Linked DNA regions of Mus musculus: region 1 is linked to region 2. A link is a loop called in an ENCODE intact Hi-C map of the cell type or tissue named here. Cell type or tissue: heart. All regions are shown on one strand. Links, peaks and the distances in the headings refer to the core of each region. The heading gives the core; the rest is flanking DNA.

What was found. Hi-C counts contacts between places; a loop is a spot of excess contacts. Peaks named below come from ENCODE experiments on the same cell type or tissue, not always from the same donor. Only the 100,000 strongest peaks of a DNase experiment are listed, where the experiment ranks them.
Region 1: it touches region 2 in a loop (7-fold over the local background); 5 of 42 quality-filtered maps call a loop at or near these places.

What each region holds. Positions count from the first base shown.
Region 1 is chr4:116,621,788-116,633,475 of GRCm38, reverse strand. It overlaps Nasp (nuclear autoantigenic sperm protein (histone-binding)), which reads left to right and starts at 5,525. Exons shown (of 16, transcript NM_016777.3): 1 at 5,525-5,586; 2 at 6,047-6,144; 3 at 10,662-10,709. The coding sequence starts at 6,086. In heart, for the core only: a CTCF peak has its summit at 6,364; DNase peaks (open chromatin) are centred at 5,465, 5,965 and 6,515; H3K4me3 peaks cover 3,240 bases; H3K27ac peaks cover 2,708 bases.
Region 2 is chr4:116,681,308-116,692,995 of GRCm38, reverse strand. It overlaps Prdx1 (peroxiredoxin 1), which reads right to left and starts at 7,397. Exons shown (of 6, transcript NM_011034.4): 1 at 7,336-7,397; 2 at 5,473-5,589; 3 at 1,067-1,220; 4 at 1-113. The coding sequence starts at 5,578. AV051173 (expressed sequence AV051173) reads left to right here and starts at 6,974. Exons shown (of 3, transcript NR_040442.1): 1 at 6,974-7,059; 2 at 7,158-7,351; 3 at 7,688-8,034. In heart, for the core only: a CTCF peak has its summit at 7,117; a DNase peak (open chromatin) is centred at 7,485; H3K4me3 peaks cover 2,349 bases; H3K27ac peaks cover 2,677 bases.

The DNA of each region.
Region 1 (11,688 bases), core at 1,860-9,859, 59 kb after region 2:
TGTCTCTGTGTTCTTCAGATGCTGACTTCTGCACCAGCAGAGACCTGAGTACAGGAGACTTTTTTATAAAGCATCACCTGTCACAGTGTTTTGTAAACATCTCCATCATCTTGATTGGTTTAATAAAAAGTTGCTCTATATCGGTAGAAGATAGGTGGGACATCCAGCAGAGATAGGAACTCTGGGACAAATTCAGGTATGGGAGACTTGCCAATCAGACACAGAGGAAGAAATAGATGTCAGGGCTGAGGAGAGTTAGTGGGCCTCTTGGCAGAACATAGATTAGAATAAACGGGTTAATTTAAGTTATATGGGCTACTTGGGAACAAGCCTAAGCCAAGGCCTAAAACTTTTTTTTTTGGTTTTTCAAGACAGGGTTTCTCTGTATAGTCCTGGCTGTCCTGGAACTCACTTTGTAGACCAGGCTGGCCTCGAACTCAGAAATCCGCCTGCCTCTGCCTCCTGAGTGCTGGGATTAAAGGCGTAAGCCACTATGCCCGGCTGGCCTAAAACTTTTATATTAATAAAAAGTCATTGTGTCATTATTCGATTTGGTGGGTCCAGACAGTTCAGCAATGCAGAGGGATGTATTTTTGGGACACAGTCCATTGTAGCAGGGAAGACATGGTGGCAGGTGTGGTGATGAGAAAGTGAGGCAGCTTGCTCACATCTGAAAGATTAGGAAGTGCTAATCAGACATCAAATGGAACTTACTATAAACCTCAAGGTCCTTCCCCAGTGTGATGATTAGTATATTCTTGGGCCAGGGAGTGGCACCATTTGGAGATGTGGCCTTGTTGGAATAGGTGTGACCTGGTTGGAGTAGGTGTGTCACTGTGGGTGTGGGCATAAGATCCTCACCCTAGTTGCCTGGAAGTCTACTAGCAGCCTTTGGATGAAGATGTAGAACTCTCAGTTCTGCCTGTGCCATGCCTGCCTGGATGCTGTCATGTTCCCACCTTGATGATAATGGACTGAACCTCTGAACCTGTAAGCTAGCCCCAATTAAATGTTGTTTTTTTATAAGACTTGCCTTGGTCATGGTGTCTGTTCACAGCAGTAAAACCCTAACTAAGACACCCAGTGACCCACTTCCTCAACGAGGCACTACTTCCTAAAGACCAACACTAGGAACCAAGTATTCAAACAGAAGACTGGAAATTGTCTTAGGATCCATTGCTGTCATAAAACACCATGATCAAAAGCAACTTTGAAAGGAGGGGGTTTATTTATGCTTACAACTCTCAGATCACACTCCATTGCTGAAGGAAGTCTGGGCCAGAATTCAAGACAGAAACCTAGAAGCAGGAAATGACCCAGAGGCCAGGGAGGAACAAGGCTTACTACTAGCTTCTCTTCATGGCTTGCTCAGCCTTTCTTATACAGGCTAGGACGACCTACCGAGGAGTTATATCATTCACACTGGGCTGTACCAATATCGATTAGTAATCAACAAAATGTCCTACAAGCTTGCCTATAGGCAATTCTTTTTGTTTGTTTGTTTGTTTGTTTGTTTTCAAGACAGGGTTTCTCTGTGTAGCCCTGGCTGTCCTGAAACTCACTCTGTAGACCAGGCTTGCCTCGAACTCAGAAATCTGCCTGCCTCTGCCTCCCAAGTGCTGGGATTAAAGGTGCCACCAGGCCTGGCTAACCTATAGGCAAATCTTATAGGAGCATTTTTTTTTTTAAATCAAGAGTCTTCCTTCCCCATGACTTTAGTGTGGGCTTAGATTTTTCTAAATCTACTTCATTTAGGGTTCTTGAACACTGCAACCTCCCCTCTAGCCCACCAACCAGAGTTAGGTGAAAAGGAGGTTTATAGGAAAAGGGGATTGTGGACCTGTTTAATAGTAGTTCTTTAGGGTGATTCCACTCTTGTCAGGATACCAGCACTTCAGTGCAATAGCAAACACCAAATGCAGATTAGAAGCTGGAGCTCGATCCAGCAGAAATCACAAGGCTTCTGAGTCTGCCTGAGTTAGTGGAAGCAGCAAGAACCAGCCGAAATCCCATGAGTTCTTTAGCGCATTTCTCTCTACGAAGTGAAGACCAGTGAAGACCATCTAAGCATTGCATGGCCATGGAAGGCCTAGCAATGCAAGCGGTCCTTCCACTGTTGGTGGGGTTCTACTTAGGCCCTTTCCAAACATCACGTGCACTCTGAAGCATCTGCTCCATCAAAACATCACATGCCATTCACATGTCTGCTTCAGCAAAACATCCTCTCACAGGACAACTCTAGAAAAACGTCACATGACACAACTGGTTTTTTCAGAGAAACCAGAAATTCACTCTCGCTTGTGTCAGTCTGACGTAGAGCTACTCAGCACAGGGACATTTTATATCTAAACCCTGACACAACCTAGGAAACAAGTAAAGCGGCTTGAAAAGGAATTCTATTGGCTAGGAAAGAGGAAGGAATCCTCTCTCCCTTCCCCTCCCCCTCTCCCTTGATAGCCTCACTATATATCCTTGGCTAACCCAGATCTCACTATGTAGACCACCCTGGCCTTGAGTTTAGACTCCCCCTGCCTAGCCACCTGAGTGCTGGGATTAAAGGTTCCAGTATGACAAGGAACCAATCTTAAACCAGGCATGTTGGATACCCACTGCTTGGAAAGCCAAGGAGGAAGATTCCTGAGTCTAGAACAGCTTGGGCTCCTATGTCTTTCTCTACCCTCTTTTTACTCCTCCAATTCATTTCTGTAACTATACCTGGGTTGCTTTGTTTTTCTTTGTGGTGCGGGGCATTAAACCCAAGTTCTGAGCAAACAATACAAGTATTCTACCATTGAGCTATTCCCTTATTCCTAGCTTGTGGTTCTAAATGATTCTACAGCTTCCTCTTGTATTAAGGAATTAAAACAAAGCAAGTCAGGGCAGAGATGGAGCTCAGTGGTAAAATGGTATGGAAGTCAGAGGACAATTCTTGGCTGTTCTCCCTTGACATTTCATGGGATCAAGGGATTAAATTCAGGTCCTCTGTCCTGGTCTGTAATGGGATCTTTTTTTTTTTTTTTAAGATTTATTTATTTATTATATGTAAGTACACTGTAGCTGTCTTCAGACACTCCAGAAGAGGGCGTCAGATCTTGTTACAGATGGTTGTGAGTCACCATGTGGTTGCTGGGATTTGAACTCCAGACCTTCGGAAGAGCAGTTGGGTGCTCTTACCCACTGAGCCATCTCACCAGCCCTGTAATGGGATCTTATGCCCTCTTCTGGTGTGGCTGAAGACAATTACAGTGTACTCATATACATAAAATAAATAAATATTTTTTTTTAAAAAGTCAATTAAATGTTGTTGGGTTTTTTTTTTTTTTTTTTTTTGGACAGCATTTCTCTGTGTAGCCCTAGCTGTCCTGGGAACTTGCTCTTTTTTATTTATTTATTTATTTATTTATTTATTAATTAATTATATGTAAGTACACTGTAGCTGTCTTCAAACACTCCAGAAGAGGGAGTCAGATCTCCTTACGGATGGTTGTGAGCCACCATGTGGTTGCTGGGATTTGAACTCCGGACCTTCGGAGGAGCAGTCGGGTGCTCTTAGCCACTGAGCCATCTCACCAGCCCCCAGGAACTTGCTCTTTAGACTAGGCTGGCCTTGAACTCAATGATCCTCCTGTCTCCCAAATACTAGGACTAAAGGCATGTGCCACCACTGCCCTGCCTTAATTTTTTGTTAAATTCGTGACTCAAATATCTCATCCTATTTAACATTAACAAACAAACAAATCTCAAAGGAAAATTAAAGATCTGGCAGTTAACTAAAACATGTAACACCAGTTGCTGGAAAGGTGGGTCATCAGTTAAGAACACTTGTAACTTCCGAAGGACTGGAGTTTGGTTCCTAGCACTTATATCTAAAGGTTCACAACTACCTGTAATCCCAGCTCTAGGGGAATCAATTTCTCTTACCTCTATTTCAACTCACAATCACAAATCTATATTTGTATACATAATTTAAAAGATCAAAGTTTGTGGGTTTTTTTTTGTTGTTGTTGTTTTGTTTTGTTTTTCTGAGACAGGGGTTTCTCTGTGTGGCCCTGGCTGTCCTGGAACTCACTCTGTAGACCAGGCTGGCTTCGAACTCCCAAGTGCTGGGACTAAAGGCATGTGCCACCACTGCCGGACAAAATTTTTTTTTTTTTTTGGAAACAAGATCTCACTATGAAGCCTTGGCTGTGTTGGAATTCCTTACATAGATTAGGTTGCCTCAACAGCTTCTGCCTTTGGAGTGCTGAAACAGGTGTGCTGTCTTAGAACTAGCTCTGTAAAACATTCTGGGTTCAAATCCAGGGAGACCAGTCTGCCTCCTGAGTGCTGAGATTAAAGGTGTGTGCTAGGACTGGAGAGATGGCTCACCGGTTAAAGAGCACTGGCTATTCTTGGAGAGGAACAAACTATCTGTAGTTCTTGTTCCAAGGGTTCAGACACCCTTACACAGACATACATGCAGACAAGATACCAATGTACATGAAATACAACTAAATAAATTATAAAGGTGTGTGCCATCATACCCAAGTTATTTTTTTTTTAAGATTTATTTATTTATTATATGTAAGTACACTGTAGCTGTCTTCAGACACTCCAGAAGAGGGCGTCAGATCTTGTTACAGATGGTTGTGAGCCACCATGTGGTTGCTGGGATTTGAACTTCAGACCTTTGGAAGAGCAGTCGGGTGCTCTTACCCACTGAGCCATCTCACCAGCCCCCCCCAAGTTATTTTTTAAAGGAACCCACTTATTTCTATTTATCCATTTTTAGTTCTTTTTTTTTTTTTTCATTTTGTGTGAATAAATGCTTTACCTACATCCATGTCTGTGCACCATATGCATGCCTGGAGCTTAACGAAGTGGTGAGGCGCCTTGTGGGTGCTGGGAATTGAAACAGGATCCTTTGCAAGAATAACAAGTGCTCCTAACCTCCTAGCGAATTTTCCAGCCACATTTACTTTTATTTAATGTGTATGAGTGTATCTGCATACATAAATGTGTACCATGTGTGTGCCTAGTGGCTCTGGTGGTCACAGGAAGGCATTGATTGAATGCCCTTGAACTGGAGTTACAAAAGGTTGTAAAAGAAGGCGTGTGTGGTGCTGCTCACCTGTAATCCCAGCCCTCGCAATCACAGGCAGGCAGATGTCTGTGGGTTAGAGATCAGTGGGTCTAAATAGCAAGTTTCAGGCTAGCCAGGGATAGACTGTAAGTCCCTACCTAATATATATGAAAGAAAAAAAAAGAGAGACAGCTAAAATATTTAAAGTGTTTTAAGTACAGGATTTAACTTAACAACTTGGACGTGGGTAAAGTAAGATGATGGCAGCAACGGATTGGATCAGTCAAAGGCGGTGGATCTAAACACCCGCATCCCTTTGCCCCTCTAAGAGTTTTGAATCAAGCGCGATAGTTTTATCTGTAGCCAATCCTAGAGCAGCATCTTGTTTCGTCAGTAGTTGCTGAGGCCCAGAGCCACGCGTCTGTCTGGTCAGTTCTAGCCGTTGCTGCTGTACTCGTGCTCAGCTCTTGCGTTTCCATCCGTTAAGACTGAGAGGACATAGGGAATACCTGTCACCTTCTCGGGTATCCCCGTCAGAAAGACACCTTCGGGACTACTTTTTCCACAGTCGCAGAGACTCACTGGCTCCACTTAATTGTGGAATCTCTAGGCTGGCTCCCATTCAGAAGTTGTAGTACTGAGATTTTGCTTCTATCACGACTAGCCACAGAAGCAGGAAATTGTTTGATTTTTGTTTTCTTTTTCCTTTCTATCTTACTTTCTTTTTCTTTTTTTCTTTTTTTAAGGAAAAACGGGCTAGGGCGGGAAGATACCCAAACGGGAAGGGATACAGGGCTGTGTCCTTGTGACAGAAAGGTGTTGAGTCCTAGTCCTTTAAATCCGAGGGGGGAGGATCCGGAAGTGGATGGGCGGGACAAGGGACCTGGTATATAAGAGGGCCTCAACCGCGCGGGGTCTCCAATCTGCCATTTTCTCTACCTGAGTGAGTCTCTGCTGTCCGGAATTCTCTGGTTTTCTTCGCAGGCAGTGTTCTGCCCACTGGCCCACCACCTCAGGGGAACGATGGCCACAGAGTCTACAGCCGCTGCTGCCATCGCCGCGGAGCTGGTTTCCGCTGACAAGTAAGCGGGACTGTGGCGAGCTTGAGGCCAGTCCTCAGGGAGAGTCCGGGGACTTGGCTTCCCGGGCGGGACGGGCTGGTGGGTGGGACAGCTGCCTTCCCCGGAACAACGGCGGCCGTGCGGAGAGGGTTGCTCTGTGGAGAAGCCCTACTTGCGAAGAGCTGGCGCGCCAGCGGTAACGGCGGGTGGCTGGCGCCCCCTGCCCGGCTTTTCACGGCCGCCATCTTGCCGGGGGCAGCGGTGGCTGGCTCCATCGCCGGCCCCTTTTTTCCACCCCTTGCCCGAGGTTGCCGGTAGGTAGGCGGGGCCCGGCTCCAGTCGGTCCTTGAGCCCCTCCTGATCGCGCACTCCTAGGGTGCGTCTCTGTAGAGAGTCTGTAGACGTACCGAGAAATTGGCCAACAGATTTGGCGCCAAAAAAAAAAAAAAAAAAAAAAAACCCACACGAGGATGGAGGCTTGGAACAGGGGACGCGGGTGGGTGGGGCCTCTCAGAGGGCGGGGCTTTGCACGCTGATCGTCGTAGTTTTGGCTCTTAGGAGTGGGCGGGGCCTGTAGGAGGCGGGAAAACTCCATTGTTTGGAGTGGATGCTGCTTTTGCCGGGTCGGTGGGGCGCAATGAATTTTATTATATACTCACTACCAGGTTTACAGTAATCTTGAGGGTGGCTACGGGACTGAAGCTTTGTAACTCTTAACCTTTGCGGAGAAGTGTCTTGATTCGTTAGGTTTTCGGTATGTGGGACGGGGATTTTGTTGCTTCAAGGGACACTTTACTTGCGTAGTGTCTTCGGTAAAGGCTGTATGTAGCTATCAGTCTAGTGTTTACTTGCTAGATGAGTTTGCTAAGCGAAAGGACCCCAAAGGAGGAATGCTTGATTTGAGAGCTTTAAAGTGCTAATCTAACTTGATCTCTCCCATATGCACAGAAGCATTCATCAGTTCGAGGAAAGAAGTTATTTTCCATACAGGTTCGATTTTCCAGTTTACCTTGCCTTTTTTAGGTCCTGGATTCTATTTTTTTCTGTCCCTTGAGCATTTTTTTTTTTTTTAACCAAGTTTTGCCTTGGGTAAAAGTAAAGGTGTCTGTGAGATATTTGATTGGTTTTTCTATAGGTTTATGTTTTAGATGACGTTTCACTCCGTACAGTTTACCCTATCACCTTTTGGTTCCTTTCCTAGTGGGTTCTTGAAAATCAGTGGGTCTCTAACCACTCAACCATTTGGGAAAGTGCAGTTTTACCCTCAGATTCCACTTTCCTAGGTCCTCTTCATTGATATTTTTAGGGCCAGAGTAGATTAAGTTTAGGAATTCGGTAGAAACTCCATTTCTGGTGCTTTCTGAACAGCTGCTTGTATTACGTTGGGGATCCCTTTCCTTCCAGTACTTTACAGTTTGGGAATGCCTAGCATCTCCTCAGATTTCCAAACTGTGTTTTTTGTTTTTCTGTGTAGTCCTGGCTGCCTTGGCCTCCCAAGTGCTGGGATTAAAGGAGTATACCACAACCTTCAGCCTTTTTTTGTTTTTGTTTTTGTTTTTTTTTAGAGACAGGGTTTCTCTGTGTAGCCCTGGCTGTCCTAGAACTCATTGTGTGGACCATGCTGGCCTCAAACTCAGAAATCCTCCTGCCTCTGCCTCCCAAGTGCTGGGATTAAAGGTGTGCCCCACCTCTGCCTGGCCAGCTGCTCTAAGATTTATTTATTTTATGTCTGAAAGTACATAAGCTATCTGTAAGCTATATGTACAATATAGCTATACAGATGGTTGTGAGCCTTCACATGGTTGTTGGGAATTGAATTTTTAGGATTTCTGCTCGCTCTGGTCAACTCCACTCCCTCAGCCCCTGCTTGCTCTGGCCCAAAGATTTATTATTATACATAGACACTGTAGCTGACTTCAGACCATCAGAAGAGGGAGATAGATCTCATTACAGATGGTTGTGAGCCACCACATGGTTACTGGGATTTGAACTCAGGACCTTCAGAAGAGCAGTCAGTGCTCTTACCCACTGAGCCAGCTTGCCAGTTCCCAGCTTTTTTTTTTTTTTTTTAAATTACTGTATAAACAAACTTTACAGAGATTTTCATGTATTCATTTGTGTTCAGTTACACTTTGGCTGTTGGTGAAGTAATTACCAGCTTCCTTCCTGAATGGGTATTTACAGAAAATTACATGCCTACTTTTTGTTGTTGTTTTGAGACAGGGTTTCTCTGTATAGACCTGGCTGTCCTGGAACTCACTTTGTAGACCAGGCTGGTGTCGAAACTCAGAAATCCGCCTGCCTCTGCCTCCCGAGTTCTGGGATTAAAGGTGTACTCCACCACACCCGGCTGGGTTTTTCTTTTATGTGTGTGTCTGTGAGTGTATGCCATGTGAAGCTATTAGAGGATGTTGGATCTACTGGAGTTGGAGTTACTGGTTGTTATTAGCCACCATGTGGATGTTGGAAACTGAACCCACATGTGCTCTTTAACACCTTAGCCATCTTTCTAGCATAGCAAATGCCTATACCAGCCTCTTGCTGTTCAATTTGAATTTTATGTCTTGCCTGGCAGTGGTGGCCACATGGCTTTAATCCCAACACTGAAGAGGCAGAGGCAGGTGGATCTCTGAGTTCAAGGTCAGCCTGGTCTACGGTTGAGTTCCAAGACAGCCAGGGCTGTTTATTGGCTGCTGCATTCTTAGTCTCTTAGTTTTTTTTTTTTTTTCATATGACAGCTGTATTTTCTATTTAAACACTACAAAATGGTTGGATTTACAATATTATGAGGGGTAGCCAGAGATGGCTAAAGTGTTTTCCCTATGTGTACTCTGGTATACATGCACATTGTTCCCCTTCTCACATCATAGCACACAATGAAAAAAAAGTCTTTAAAAAATCATTAAACATTTCTTTATTGTTTTTTCTTTAAAGAAGCTTTATTTTTTTAGTATATGCATTACAGGAAACAAAACACAAGAAAGCAAGAACAAAGTTACCCAGTCACAAGCAGTTCAGGTCAATGTGTCATTCTAGATCCTGCAAGCATACACACACTTGGGTAATTTAGACTATACAGTATGTACCATGCTTTCCCCACATTGTGAATATTAACCAATTAAAAACCCCACACTACACAAGGATTTTTCTTTATCATTTTTTAAAAGATTTATTTATTTTATGTATATGAGTAGACAGTCACTTGCCACAGTAACACAAGAAGTAGACGTTGGATCCTATTACATACAGATGGTTGTTAGCCACCATGTAGTTGCTGGGAATTGAACTCAGGACCTCTTGAAGAGCCTCCAGTGCTCTTTAACTGTTGAGCCATCTCTCCAGTCCTCTTTATTATTTCTTTTTAGCTATTTCCTCATTGTATTGGTTAGTTTCCTATTAGAATCACTTGATATTCTCACTCCTTTGTTTTTTTTTTTTTTTTTTTTTTTTAAGATTTTATTTATTTATTTATTATATGTAAGTACACTGTAGCTGTCTTCAGACACTCCAGAAGAGGGCGTCAGATCTCGTTACGGATGGTTGTGAGCCACCATGTGGTTGCTGGGATTTGAACTTCTGACCTTCGGAAGAGCAGTCGGGTGCTCTTACCCACTGAGCCATCTCACCAGCCCCCTCCTTTGTTTTTTTGAAGCAGGATTTCTCTGTATAGCTCAGGCTCTCCTAGAACTATAGCTCTGTAGACCATGATTGCCTAGCCTGCCTCTGCTTTCCAAGGGCTGGGATTAAAGACAAATGCCACCACTGCCCAGCTATGCCTGGCTTTCTTTAAAGGTTTTTTTTTTTTTACATGTATGGATTTTGGCTGTATGTATGTTGAGCACAGTGTACATACAATTCTTGTGGAAAATAGAGGCTTTCTGAACCTCTGGATCTGGAATTTTGCAAGGTCGTCAGACACCATATTGGAATTGGGAACCCAGACTAGTTCCTTTATAAGAACAGCCAGTGCTCTTAACCACTGATAAATCTCTCTAACCCCTAATTGGGGTGTTTCATTGTGTCCCCACGTAGGCCTCAAAGTATATTATCCATACTGTTCTTATTCAGTTCTACGTCAGTGTGAATTACATATGTGCCTTTAGTATTTTTACTTTTCTTTTTTTCCTGTGTATCCCAGGCTGTCCTGGAACTCACTCTGTAGACCAGGTTGTCCTCAAACTCAGAAATTCACCTGCCTCTGCGACTCCCAAGTGCTGGGACTAAAGGCGTAAGCCACCACTGCCCGGCAATATTTTTATATTTTTTTGTTTGTTTGTTTTGTTTTGTTTTAGACAGGGTTTCTCTGTGTAGTCCTGGCTGTCCTGGAACTCACTTTGTAGACCAGGCTGGTCTCGAACTCAGAAATCCACCTGCCTTTATCCTAGAGTACTTGGATTAAAGCATATACCACCAGTCCTTCAAGATGTGTGTTGTTTAAAATATGAAAATTTCTTATGTGTTTATGTTTTTCTGATACTACTTAATATCCAAGCTAAAAAGAGCTTCCATTGTATTTTTTTCTTTTTTATTGATTATAGAATTGAAGATGCTCCTGCTCCTTCTACCTCGGCAGATAAAATGGAGAGGTAAGATTATATGATACAATTATGTAAACAGTTTATATCTGCTCACTGAAACATATCTGAAACAGTTTATATCTGCTCACTGGGGATAAAATCTGAAGGCTTTACACAGAGTAGTATCTCTGAAATTGTATCTTCTGCTCCTCTCCTTTTCTTAGATGTCTCTAGGGTCAGCAAAACCTGTTCAGGGATTCATTTAGCTTTTTTTTTTTTTTTTTTCCCCAAGACAGGGTTTCTCTGTGTAGCCCTGGCTGTCCTGGAACTCCCTCTGTAGACCAGGCTGGCCTCAAACTCAGAAATGTGTCTGCCTCTGCCTCCCAAGTGCTGGGATGAAAGGTGTGTACCACCACTGCCCCGCCATTTAGATCACTTTTATAAAGAAAATTTGCACCTTTAATTTTTTAATTGGCACTAATGTAAACACAGTAGTAGGTAAACCTGATATCCCTTCAACATGTGATGACCATTATGAACTGCTAACAGATTTTTCAAATACCGGGGTATTTGGAGGACATTTTGTCCAAAATGAGAGCATTCCTTAGGGGAATCAACTCACAGTGTTGTTTCCAGTAATAAAATTTGAGGTAAATGAAAATTAAGATTTCCAATGTAGCTTGTTAGTGTGCTTTCTTAGAATGCATGAGAATCAAGGTTTAGTCTCCAGTAACAGAAAAAAAAAATTGAGCTTACATTTTGTTATCTTAAAACATTGAGTAAAAGCAACCTGTGGAAGAAGAGATTTGTTGGGCTTAACACTTAAATCATCAATAAGGAAAATCAGAGTGGGCGACATGGAAACACTGCTGTTTTTTTCTTTGGTTTGCTTACAGGCTCATGCTCAGCAACTTTTTTGTTTTTGTTTGTTTCTTTGTTTGCAGTGGAGTTCCATCTTTCTAAGGATGGTGCTGACCTCAATGGGCTGGCCCCACAGGCCAGTCTGACTCTGGGCTATTCCTCAGTTGACACTCAGGTGATTCTAGGG
Region 2 (11,688 bases), core at 2,330-10,329:
TACCTTCATCAGCCTTTAAGACTCCATAATCCTGAGCAATGGTGCGCTTGGGATCTGATATTAAGGGAATGTTCATGGGTCCCAATCCTCCTTGTTTCTTGGGTGTGTTAATCCTAGAGCAAAAGAGTGTCTTAAAATACAACCATTCAAATCTTTGTGAAGAAAACCAGACCTATCCTCACCTTTCTAAAAACTCTTTATCTAACTTTATCCAAAAACGTCAACTTTTTCCAATAGTAAAAGTCAATGTAGCTGGGCGTGGTGGCGCACGCCTTTAATCCCAGCACTCGGGAGGCAGAGGCAGGCAGATTTCTGAGTTCGAGGCCAGCCTGGTCTACAAAGTGAGCTCCAGGACAGCCAGGGCTATACAGAGAAACCCTGTCTCGAAAAACCAAAAAAACAAAAAAAAAACAAGCAAACAAACAAAAAAGTCAATGTGCTTTAAGTGTGCTCACCAGTGCATATTAGATATTAGAAACTCAAAGTACTTCGCTTCTGCTAAGAGGCAGTGGGAGTCCAGAAACCAGTACTTCAGTCTACTGTCAAACCTCTAAATTTGCTCAAGAAATCAACAACACACTGCCAGAAGTTGTGGTATACCTTTAATCCTACCTACTCATGAAGCTGGTGGTACAAGGTATTCATGAGGCTAAAAGCCAGCTTGAGTTAAAAATTACCCTGACTAAAAACAAAAAAATGGGCGGGTGAGATAGCTCAGTGGTTAAGAGCATTGACTTCTCTTCCAAAGGTTCTGAGTTCAAATCCCAGCAACCACATGGCTCACAACCACCCATAATGAGATCTGAAGCCCTCTTCTGGCACATCTGAAGACAGCTACTGTGTACTTAATGTATAATAAGTCTTTGGGCTGGATGGACTGAGAGTGGGGCTGGCTGATGTGAGCGGGGCTGACTGGAGCAAGCTGGGTTGACCAGAGCAAGCAGAGGTCTTAAAATTCAATTCCCAACAACCACATGAAGACTCACAACCATCTGTACAGCTATAGTACTCATATACTTAAATAAATAACAAAAAATTTCACGTACCACATAGACCAAAAACTTACCATGCCAGATGACAGAAGTGAGAATCCACAGAAGCGCCAATCACTTGGCAGTTGAGTTTCTTAAATTCATCGGCTCTATCACTGAAAGCAATGATCTCCGTGGGACACACAAAAGTAAAGTCAAGAGGGTAAAAGAAGAACACAACATATTTTCCTGTGGGGGGAAAAAGCAATCAAGAAGTTAGCTTTGAAGCTGAGTTTCTGATCTAGGGGCACTGATAACATGCCTAAAGTCCCAGCATTCAGGACAGTTGCTGTAAGTTGAGGTCAACCTGAACCACGCAGAGTAAGAACCAGGCCAGCCAGGTTTAGAAACCCTGTCTGAATGAAAACAAGAAATTTCCAAAAGATTCTTTTGCAGACATTTTCCTGTAGAAGATTTTAATCACCAACACGGTAATCAATGTTAGCATAGTTAATAAAGACAGCTCTTAGCAGCTACTTTTATAACCTTTGTACCAAGAAAGCCTAAATTAAAATGACTGTTTCTTCTTTGGTTTGCTAACTATAGAATAAACACTATTCAGTCAATTTTGATCTTCTGAGAGGTTAATATTAGCATACACACCAAGTTCTTTTCACACTGAAAAAAAAGGGGGGCAAGAATGCAATTCATCTAGTAAATGATCTACAAACTGAACCCAGAACATCAAAGAACATCAAGTGTGCTGGTACACTCAGAAAGTAAAGGTAAGTCAGGGTGAGATCCAGTAGCAGGAAGACTGAGCTCCAAGCCAGCTTCAGGATGCATAGTGAAAGTCTCTAACAATGCCCCCACCTCAAAAACACACCCACACCCACGCAAAAAGCCTGGATGTGGGTAGCAAACACTGCCTGTAATTCAGCATTCCAAAATCCAGCATTCAGGAGGCAGAAGCAGGAAAATCACAAGTTCAAGACCAGCCTAGGCTATTTAATAAATTCCAAGGAGACCCCATCTCAAAAACAAAACTTCTGAATGGTAGCAACATATGCCTAGCAGATGAACCTCTGAGTACAAGGTCATCCTGGTCTATAGAGCAAGTTCCAGAACAATCAAAGCCACAGAGAAACCCTGTCTCAAAAAACCGAATAAAACAAAAAAGTTGGGGATAGAAACTCAACATCATAATCCCATGACTTGGGAGGTAGGGAACAGGAGAATCAAGACTTAGGTCATCCAGCAGTTTGTTTTTTTTTAAGATTTATTTATTTATTTATTTATTATATGTAAATACACAGTGGCTGTCTTCCGACACACCAGAAGAGGGCGTCAGATCTTGTTACGGGTGGTTGTGAACCACCATATGGTTGCTGGGATTTGAATCATGACCTTCAGAAGAGCAGTCGGTGCTTTTACCCGTTGAGCCATCTCACCATCCCCATCCAGCAGTTTTAAGATCTGGCTACTCTTCTAGAACCCCCAAATTTCATTTCCAGCATCCACATGATGGTTCACAATTGCCTATAATTTCAACCCAGAGTGTCCAACACACTTTTCTGGCTTCTTCCAGCACCAGACAGACATGCATGGGTAATGCAGACAAAACACCCACACATTATTTACACACACACACACACACACACACACACACTCACACACACTCACACACACTCTCTCTCTCTTAGGGAAAAAAAAGTAGCCGGGCAGTACTGGCACACATTTTTAATCCCAGCACTTGGGAGGCAGAGGCAGGCGGATTTCTAAGTTCAAAGCCAGCCTGGTCTACAGAGTGAGTTCCAGGACAGCCAGGGCTACACAGAGAAATCCTGTCTAAAAAAAAAACAAAAACAAAAACAAAAACCAACAACAAAGACAAAGAGTCAAGTCAGACCCTTTATACAATGATGCAAGAAATAATTAAGTGATCTCCTGAGTAATTTTCTCCCCTTCCATCTTGTTATATTCAGGGTTTCTTGATTCTGCTGTTAAGATGTGTTATTAACAGACTAGTTGTCTGAATCTATCTTGAATAGGACTAGTGATATTATAGAATTCAACTAATTAACCCTATTTTTTATGTAGGTCCCATGGATTAGATAACTTGAAGCCCCTCAAGCTTGTGCAGCAAACTTTCACCTAATGAACAATGTTTCCAGGCTTCATGGGTTATGTTTAATGTCATAAATCACAATTGTGTTCCTAACAAGTCCAACAGGACATGACAAGAAAAATGTTGCAACCAAAAGAACGCTAAGTACCGGTAGGTAACAGGACCTCTAGCTCCAATTTTACTTTAGTAACTGAGATTACCAAAGCAAATCTTCAAGGCTATGAAGCCTCTCACCATGCCTAACGGCTAAACTACTTACTGGAACGTTTTCAAATACCTACTTATTTTCAGGTGGTAACTATGACTGAAAGTCAAAACAAGCAGTCTTTGACTCATCTAAGCAATCTCTCTGTGGCTTTGCTTAATAAGCACTTTGAAGCCTCAGCAGACCAAGCCCTACAGGGCAGAGAGCAAGCACTCCTCCCAAGACCATGTGCCAGGGTCACCTCTACCTCCCAAGAGGTAGGTACTATTTAAACTGTTTGCCAGTGAGATCTTCTCCATACAACCCACAGCATCTGTTCTCATCCCAACTACAAAGTGTGATGTCAGGAAATCTAACTGAATATTTTACTCAAAAGCTATCTCCAGAAACTCATATACCACTAAAGAAGGTACATTTAAAACCAGAGTTTGCAGCTTGTACCTAAGAAATCTATAGTCGCAATGGTCTCAAAAGACCTAATTACCCTGAGATGGCAAGGCAAGGGAGAAAGAATGCAGACTAGAGAGATACCTCAGCATTTACAGGTATATTGCTGCTCTTGCCAAGAACTCTGGTTAAAATCTAAACATCTACAACCATCTGTAAGTACAGTCTCAGGAGTTCCAACACCTATGCACACAAGCAGACCAAGTTCCAGGACAGTCAAGATTACATAGAGAAAGAAACCTTGCCTCAAAAAACAAAACAAAAACAGAAATGATCAGATATAATTGATAGATTTGTTTTGCCTTTTTTTTTTTTTTTCCGGTTTCCTGAGACAGGGTTCCTCTGTATAGCCCTGGAACTCACTCTGTAGACCAGGCTGGCCTCGAATTGTTTTGCTTTTTTCTTTTTCTTTTTTCCAGACAGGGTCCCACCATGCAGCTTTAGCTGACCCGAAATCCACCTGCTACACCACTCCATTCACTACACCTAGCTAGGAGCTAAATTTTTTAAAAGGAGAGAAGGTAAACCATCAACAGAACCTACCAAGTATCTGCATGAAACTATGGTAAAAACAAAAGGTAATTGGAGTGTCAAGTCTTCCCTTTGAGCAAAAGCAAAGCCACAGCTCCAAAGACTTGATTTGTAAGACCAAATGTAGTTTTTTTAAAAAAAATGAGCTGAAGGTGACTGAAAAGTTGGCTTGGCAATTAATCATAATGGCTGCTCTTTTAGAGGACCCAGTAGAAATATGGAGGCTCAAAAACATCTACATTCCAGTCCCAGGGGATCCAATGCCCTCCTCATGTACCATATGTACATGATGCTCAGACACACATTCAGGAAAAGAAAAAAACCCACCATACACATAAGATTAAAAAATGTTTTAACACCAAGCGTGGTGGCACATGCCTTTAATCCCAGCACTCGGGACGCAGAGGCAGGCAGATTTCTGAGTTCGAGGCCAGCCTGGTCTACAAAGTGAGTTCCAGGACAGCCAGAGCTATACAGAGAAACCCTGTCTCAAAAAACAAAACAAAAAAAAGAGGAAGGGAAAAGCAAAGGCAGGTTGTATCTATCTCTAGGAGTTAGATACAACCATGGTCTACATATTTAGAAAGCCAAGGGAATAGATAGTAAGACAGCTCAAATAAACAAATGATGAGAGCGAGCAAGAACTGACCAAAACAAAGGGGGACAAGATTGTGCAAGCTTTAATCTTAGCACTAGGGAGGTAGAGGCAGGAGGATGTCTTTGAGTTCAAGGCCAGCCTGATCTACATAGTGAGCTTCAGGACAGCCAGAACTACATAAAGATCCTATCTTAAAGAAAACTTTTTTAATTACAGTGAAAAAAGAAAAGGGAAAGGGCTAGAGAGATGGCTCAGCCCTTAAGAGCACCGACTGCTCTTCCAAAGGTCCAGAGTTCAAATCCCAGCAAGCAACTACATCCGTAACGAGATCTGACTCCCTCTTCTGGAGTGTCTGAAGACAGCTACAGTGTACTTATATATAATAAATAAATAAAACTTAAAAAAAAAAAAAAAAGAATTCCCCCAATAAATAAATGCCACTAAAAAAGGTAATCAGATAAATGTTAAGGTATAATAAAGCATACTTTCTCTAGAAATGACTCATACCTAGGATATCTACCCTTGTTATCACTGTCCTAACCTTGACTTCACTTCAACCTAAAGACATGTGAAGTGGCCTCTTTAATCTTACCTTTGTATTCACTTAGGCTGATATCTTTGAATTGTCCATCTGGCATAACAGCTGTAGCTTTGAAGTTGGGAGCAGGATACCCAATTTTTGCATTTCCTGAAGACATCTTGCTATCAGCTGGAAAAGACAACAAAAAAAAGTAAACCCTATTCTTCTAAATAAGCAACAGCTTTCACCTACCTAGGAACTTAACTGTAGCTCAATCAGAACACAGGCTCACAGTTAAGGGTCCCAACCCAAAGCTCCAACTCCAGGGTAAAATTGAGACTGAAAAATCAGCCTTTGTTTTCACTTGCTAACAGCTCCACAGTGTGTCTAAATAGGTCAGCTCTCCCACCCTTTCTAAGCCAGTTTTTGCAATGGCATTTTATTCTGCATATTCATTAGGGAGAAACGGGAAGGAAATGGAACAGACACAAAAATCCCAAGCACATCAATGCCAGGACACTGGCATTTATTGCTTCAGATCTTTAGGTGTTCTGTTTAAGCTTAAGTTTTCTCTGCATAACTTGTTTGAGGCCAACCTAGATTTAGTAACCGTGTCTTAAAACGTTCTTTAGGTTTAACCCAGGGACAGTGGAGCATCATCCCAGCACTCTGCATGCTGAGGGAGGAGGATACTGAACCGAGGGAACACTTGTCTCAATTTCTGTATGAGGGAGGTTACGCAGGTTAAGGTAATTGCTATCTGATGACCGTAGTTCCATCTCCAGAATGCCCATAAGGATGGAAAGCCGACTTCTACAAGGTTCACACACACAAATGTTTAAAAGAAAAAAACTTGGGATGTGTAATCTCAACACTTGGGAAGTAGAAGCTTAAGATTCAGGAGTTCAAGGCTAGCCAAATTAGAGGCCAACCTATTTCCAAGATACTCTAAGAAAAATACAAAAAGAGTCAATGTACTGCTAAGAAACCGATTTCTGCACTATCGACCCAGGTCAACACCAAGACAAATAAATTGTTAAGATGTACAACATTAGGAGCTTCAGCGATGGCGCAACAATTTAAGAGCCTACACTGCTCCTTTCCGGAAAAGTCCTGGTTCAGATTCCTCCACCCACTTAGGATGGGTTCACAACCACCTGTAACTAGCTCGGGGGGGGGGGGGTGTTTACCACACAGGTAGACATACACATTAAAAAAAAACCCACAATCTAAAAGAAAATTTACGCCTCTCAGTATGAGTGCAAGTTGGAATCCAAGTTCCAAATTTCTTGGTTCATAATACCAATAACCAAAAGAAACGCCAAGAAAAAAAGCATCTTTCATCGCAAACTTTAAAAAACTTTTAACTGTTTTTTTTCAGGGACATGCTGCACCTGCAGCATAGCAACTACCTATCTGGTGTGCCCCCTAACATAAACCATCTTTTAATCAAACTTGCTTTGCAACGTGGCCCAGCATTTCCAAACTCAACCAATCCCGGAAAAGCGACTTCCGGCCGCTGAGAAGTCTCCGTAGGAATCGGACTAGAACGCCGGAGAAGGTCACGCCCCAAGCTCGCTGGAGGTTACGTTCCTACCACTCACGCCATCACCCACTATAGCACATCAGAAAACACAACGACACAGCCCAGTGCGCGCGGTAAGTTCCAGCACAAACTCGTCCCACCAAGCCATCTCCGCCCTCTATCGGTGAGCGGGAGAGGAGGAAACTGAACGTTAGCCTCAGGGTTCCAACAGGTCCGGGAACTAAGCGCCACGTGAAGAATGCGAGTAGAGCTCCAGCACTCGCGGGACCAGGCCTCGCCCTGCCGCTTCAGCCCGTGATCGCCCGGGACGAGCCGGGACCGGCCAGAGGGAGAAGGAACCAGTGATGGGCGCGAGCCGCGTTTCTCAGCGGCGATACCCGCACACTCACCAGGGTCGAGCCACAGGTCTCACAAACAGAAAGAGCCGTGAGAACGCAGGAAGAGGTCGCCCGACAGCGCGCGCGGGGAGCTGCTTTTATAGCCTACAAAGTTCTCGCGAGATTCTCACGGGCCGGGGGTGCGGGAAGAGGGGGACCTGGCTGAGCCCCGCCCCACCCTGGCCGGCCTACGGGGGATGACTCAGCGCTTTCCCTGGATGGGCCTGGAGTGGAGGGGGTCTCCAGGGGGAAACGCTCACACTTTCAGTGATGCTGTTCCCAGAGGTAGAAAAGCACTGCCCTTTGAGTCATTTCCTCGTTTAATCGGGGTACCCGGGTAATCCGTGCCTCTCTTTATTCCCAGGACCACTGTGTGCTGTGCAATCAAGACCCAAACTAGAAGAAGGGTCTGTTTTACTGCTCTTGGAAGGCCACGTCTAAAATTAAACCACGTTCAGGGGAAACTGTGCACCCAAATATTTCTCAGTCGCACCCCAGCCTCACAAACCTATTCTAGGGCTGGAAAAGCTGGCTCAGCCGTTATAAGCCCTGGCTGCACTACCAGAGGACCCAGCCTCAATTTCCAGCACCCACATGGCAGCTCATAACTGTGTAGATCCAGTTCTAGAGGATCCAACACCCTCACACATACATGCAAGCAAAACACCAATGCACAGAAAATGAAAAGAAATAAATCGTTAAGAACAAAAACAAAACTCCTGTTCTAGTCTGGTCCTCATTAACCCTCACCACTGAGGGCAGCCTCCATTGGTCTCTGATTACTGGATACTGCTTTTCTGTTTCACACCCATTTCTTGCATTATTCTTAAATCTTTCTGAATCTCAGCCTGTCACTAAACTGATTTGTGGTTTTAAAAACTGGGGCTCTGTGGTCAATTTCCTGAGTTAAAAGTCACTGTTCCAAGCCAGGCAGTGATGGCACATCTTCTTAGCACTCTAGAGGCAGAGACTAATGGAGCTCTGAGTTCGAGGCCAGCCTGGTCTCAATTCAATGCGAGTTCCAGGAAAGCCAGAGCTACACAGAGAAATCCTGCCTCCAAAAAAAAAAAAAAAAAAAAAGTCAAGAGAGTTAAAGAGGGGTCAGGCTTGATGGCCAGCACTGGGAAGGTAGAGGCAAGAGAACCTCTGTGTTTTTTAGTCCATCCTGGTCTACATAGCAAGTTCCAGGACAGCAAGGACAACATAGAGACCTTGGGGGAGGGGAGGGGAAGCCGGATAGATACAAAGCTCAGAGTTCCCATTTCATATCACATGCTTTGTGTGATTTAGGAACCCAGAGATGGATATAATCCAAACTTTACCCTCTAGAAAGTCATGCTATAAGGATGGGGCAGACATGGAAACACAACAGTTAGAAGATTTTATTAGGCCGTAGAGGTTTAGGCATAATGGTCAAGTCAAGGGACAAATGAAAGCTGGTAACTCTGTTAAAGGGACTAATCAATAAACTCAGGTCAGGGACAGCTTTCCAGGAAGTAATGCTTATCTGAGTCTACAGGCTTATCCTCTCTGCAATTAAGTGGAATTGGTTTTCCTGGTTTGAATAGATAGCCTTGAAAGCAGTTCTGAGCTTTAAGTGAGGGAGATGAAAAAGTTACAACAGAAATGATAGTTCACATCTCTATTACACAGTAAGAACTAAGTACTATGGACCAGGTTTACGGGTGCACGGCTATAATCTTATCACTCGAGAGGCTGAGTCGCCAAGACAATAAAGGAGATACTTGTCTCAAAAACAAAACAGAACAAAACACCTACCACCACATCAAATTTAGGTATTATGCTAACAAACACTAGTTATGTACGTTAAGATCTAGAGTTAGCCAGACTTGTTGATGCATGCCTTTAATTCTAGCTCTTGAGAGGCAGAGGCAAGTGGAATCTCTTGAGTTCGAGACCAGGTTGGTCTACAAAACGAGTTCTAGGACAGCCAGGGCTACACAGATAAACCCTGCCTCAAATTGTCATCCCCACTCCCGAAGAAAGATGTTAGAATTATTCTATTGTATAGGCAAGAAAAGACAAGTCTTAGTAGGATTATATTTTTTGTAAGGTCACATAGAAGGAACAATGACTGTGTGTGAGTGTGTGCATGCATGTGTGGTTTTTTGAGACAGGGTTTCTCTGTATGGTGCTTGCTGTCCTGGACCTCACTCCTTAGACCAGGCTGGCCTTAAACTCATAGATCAACTGTTTCTGCCTCCTAAGTGCTGGGATTAAAGGCACGTGATGCCAAACCTCTGACACTTTTATTTTCAAGACTTCTCTTAACTCTTATTAGTAACATAATAGGATAAAAAAAATGGGGGAAAAGCTATGTCATGCTAGCTGAGTATCTGAAGTTTTGGGTATGTATCATCCTTTATTACAGAAGTGTCTTTCATTTTCCTTCTCAGCATGAGGTTATTTCACATTATTCATTTCCAGTTGGTGGAGGAGTTAACCCCACTACTTCCCACGGCTCTTGCACCAGGATAGAAATGGGGAAATGCTATGTCATGCTGCCTGAGCATCTGGCCTTTTATGCATTTATCAATTCTCTTGACAACAGTAGTTTTTTGTTGTTGTTGTTCAGTTACTTTTTGGTGTGTGTGTGTGTGTATATGAGCATGATATAAATGTGTATGCTCATGTGTATATATATTCAAGTGTGTTCTCAGAGTCATGTACCTGTACACTTGAGCAGAGACCAGAGGCAGATGTTGGTTGTGTCTCTATAAAGAAGCATGAACATGAAGCAGAGCTGGTGGAGATGCTCCTGTCTCGACCCACACAGCCCTGAGGTTTTATAGCCAGCTATGCAGCTACAGCCCTCTCTCCCGATGTTGCTGGAATCCAAAGCCAAGTCTTCATATTCATCCAGCACTTGTACCCATTGCACCTCTCTCGAGCCTTATTGTTTCTTTTTCTCCTTTTTCCTTCCCACCCTGAGGGTAAATGGTTGTCATTATTCATTTCTTTCTTGTGAGAGCAAGGTGGGCCAGAGGACAGCTTTCAGACATCAGTTTTCTCCTCCCACCCTGTGGTTCCTGGGGATGGAACTCAGGTCATCAGGCTTGGCCTCAAGCTCCTTCACCTGCTGAGCCATTGTGCCTAGCCTTTGGTTTTGTAAACCAAGTCTGAGTCTCACTATATAGCCTAGGCTGGCTTGAACTCAGGACAGTCCCTGTGACTTAGCCTCCAAAATGCTGAGATTACTGCTATGGATTATAATGACAGATTTCACACTTTTTCTTTTCTTTTCTTTTCTTTCTTTCTTTCTTTCTTTCTTTTTTTTTTTTTTTTTTTTTTTTTTTTGATTTTTCGAGACAGGGTTTCTCTGTATAGTCCTGGCTGTCCTGGAACTCACTTTGTAGACCAGGCTGGCCTTGAATTCAGAAATCCACCTGTCTCTGCCTCCCAAGTGCTGGGATTAAAGGCATACGCCACCACTGGCCCGGCCACACTTTTTCTAATTATATATATAAACAGTATATATATATATATATATATATATATATATATATATATACGTATATATGTGTATATATATATACAAATATATATATACATATATATGTATATATATATATATATACACATATGTGTGTATACACACACACACACATATATACTGTAAACCCTTCCCCCTTTTTAAAAAAGGTTTACTTATTTATTATTTATATAAGTACACTGTCGCTATCTTCAGACACACTAGAAGAGGACATTGCCTCCCCCCCCCATTACAGATGATTGTGAGGCACCATGTGGTTGCTGGGATTTGAACTCAGGACCTCTGGAAGAGCAATCACTGCTCTTAACCATTGAGCCATCACTTCAGATCCCCTCCCCCCCTTTTAAAGATTTATTCATTTTATATATGTTAGTACACCGCTGCTCTCTTCAGACACACACCAGAAGAGGGCATCAGATCCAATTACAGATGGTTGTGAGCCACCATGTGGTTGACTGGGAATTGAACTCAGGATAGAAGATCAGTCAGTGTTCTTAACTCCTAAGCCATTTCTCCAGCCCCCTAATTTTTATTTTGATACTACAGATTGAACGAGCCTTCCACGAGCTAGGTAGACAGAAGCTATAGAATAAGCTATATCCACATGGGACCATATATACGTATGTATGTATATATATATGGAAACACGTTATATATGCAAAGAAAACATTCATATGCATAAAATAACTTTTTAAAAAATTAAAAAGGAAAGAAAAAAAAAAAAGAAAATTACCATTCTAGTCAGCAAGAAAACTCAGCTGTAAAGGCACTTGCTCAGTCTAATTCCCAGAACCTACAGGTGAATTGAGAGAACTCATTACCTTACACTGTCCTCTGATCTCCATTTGCAT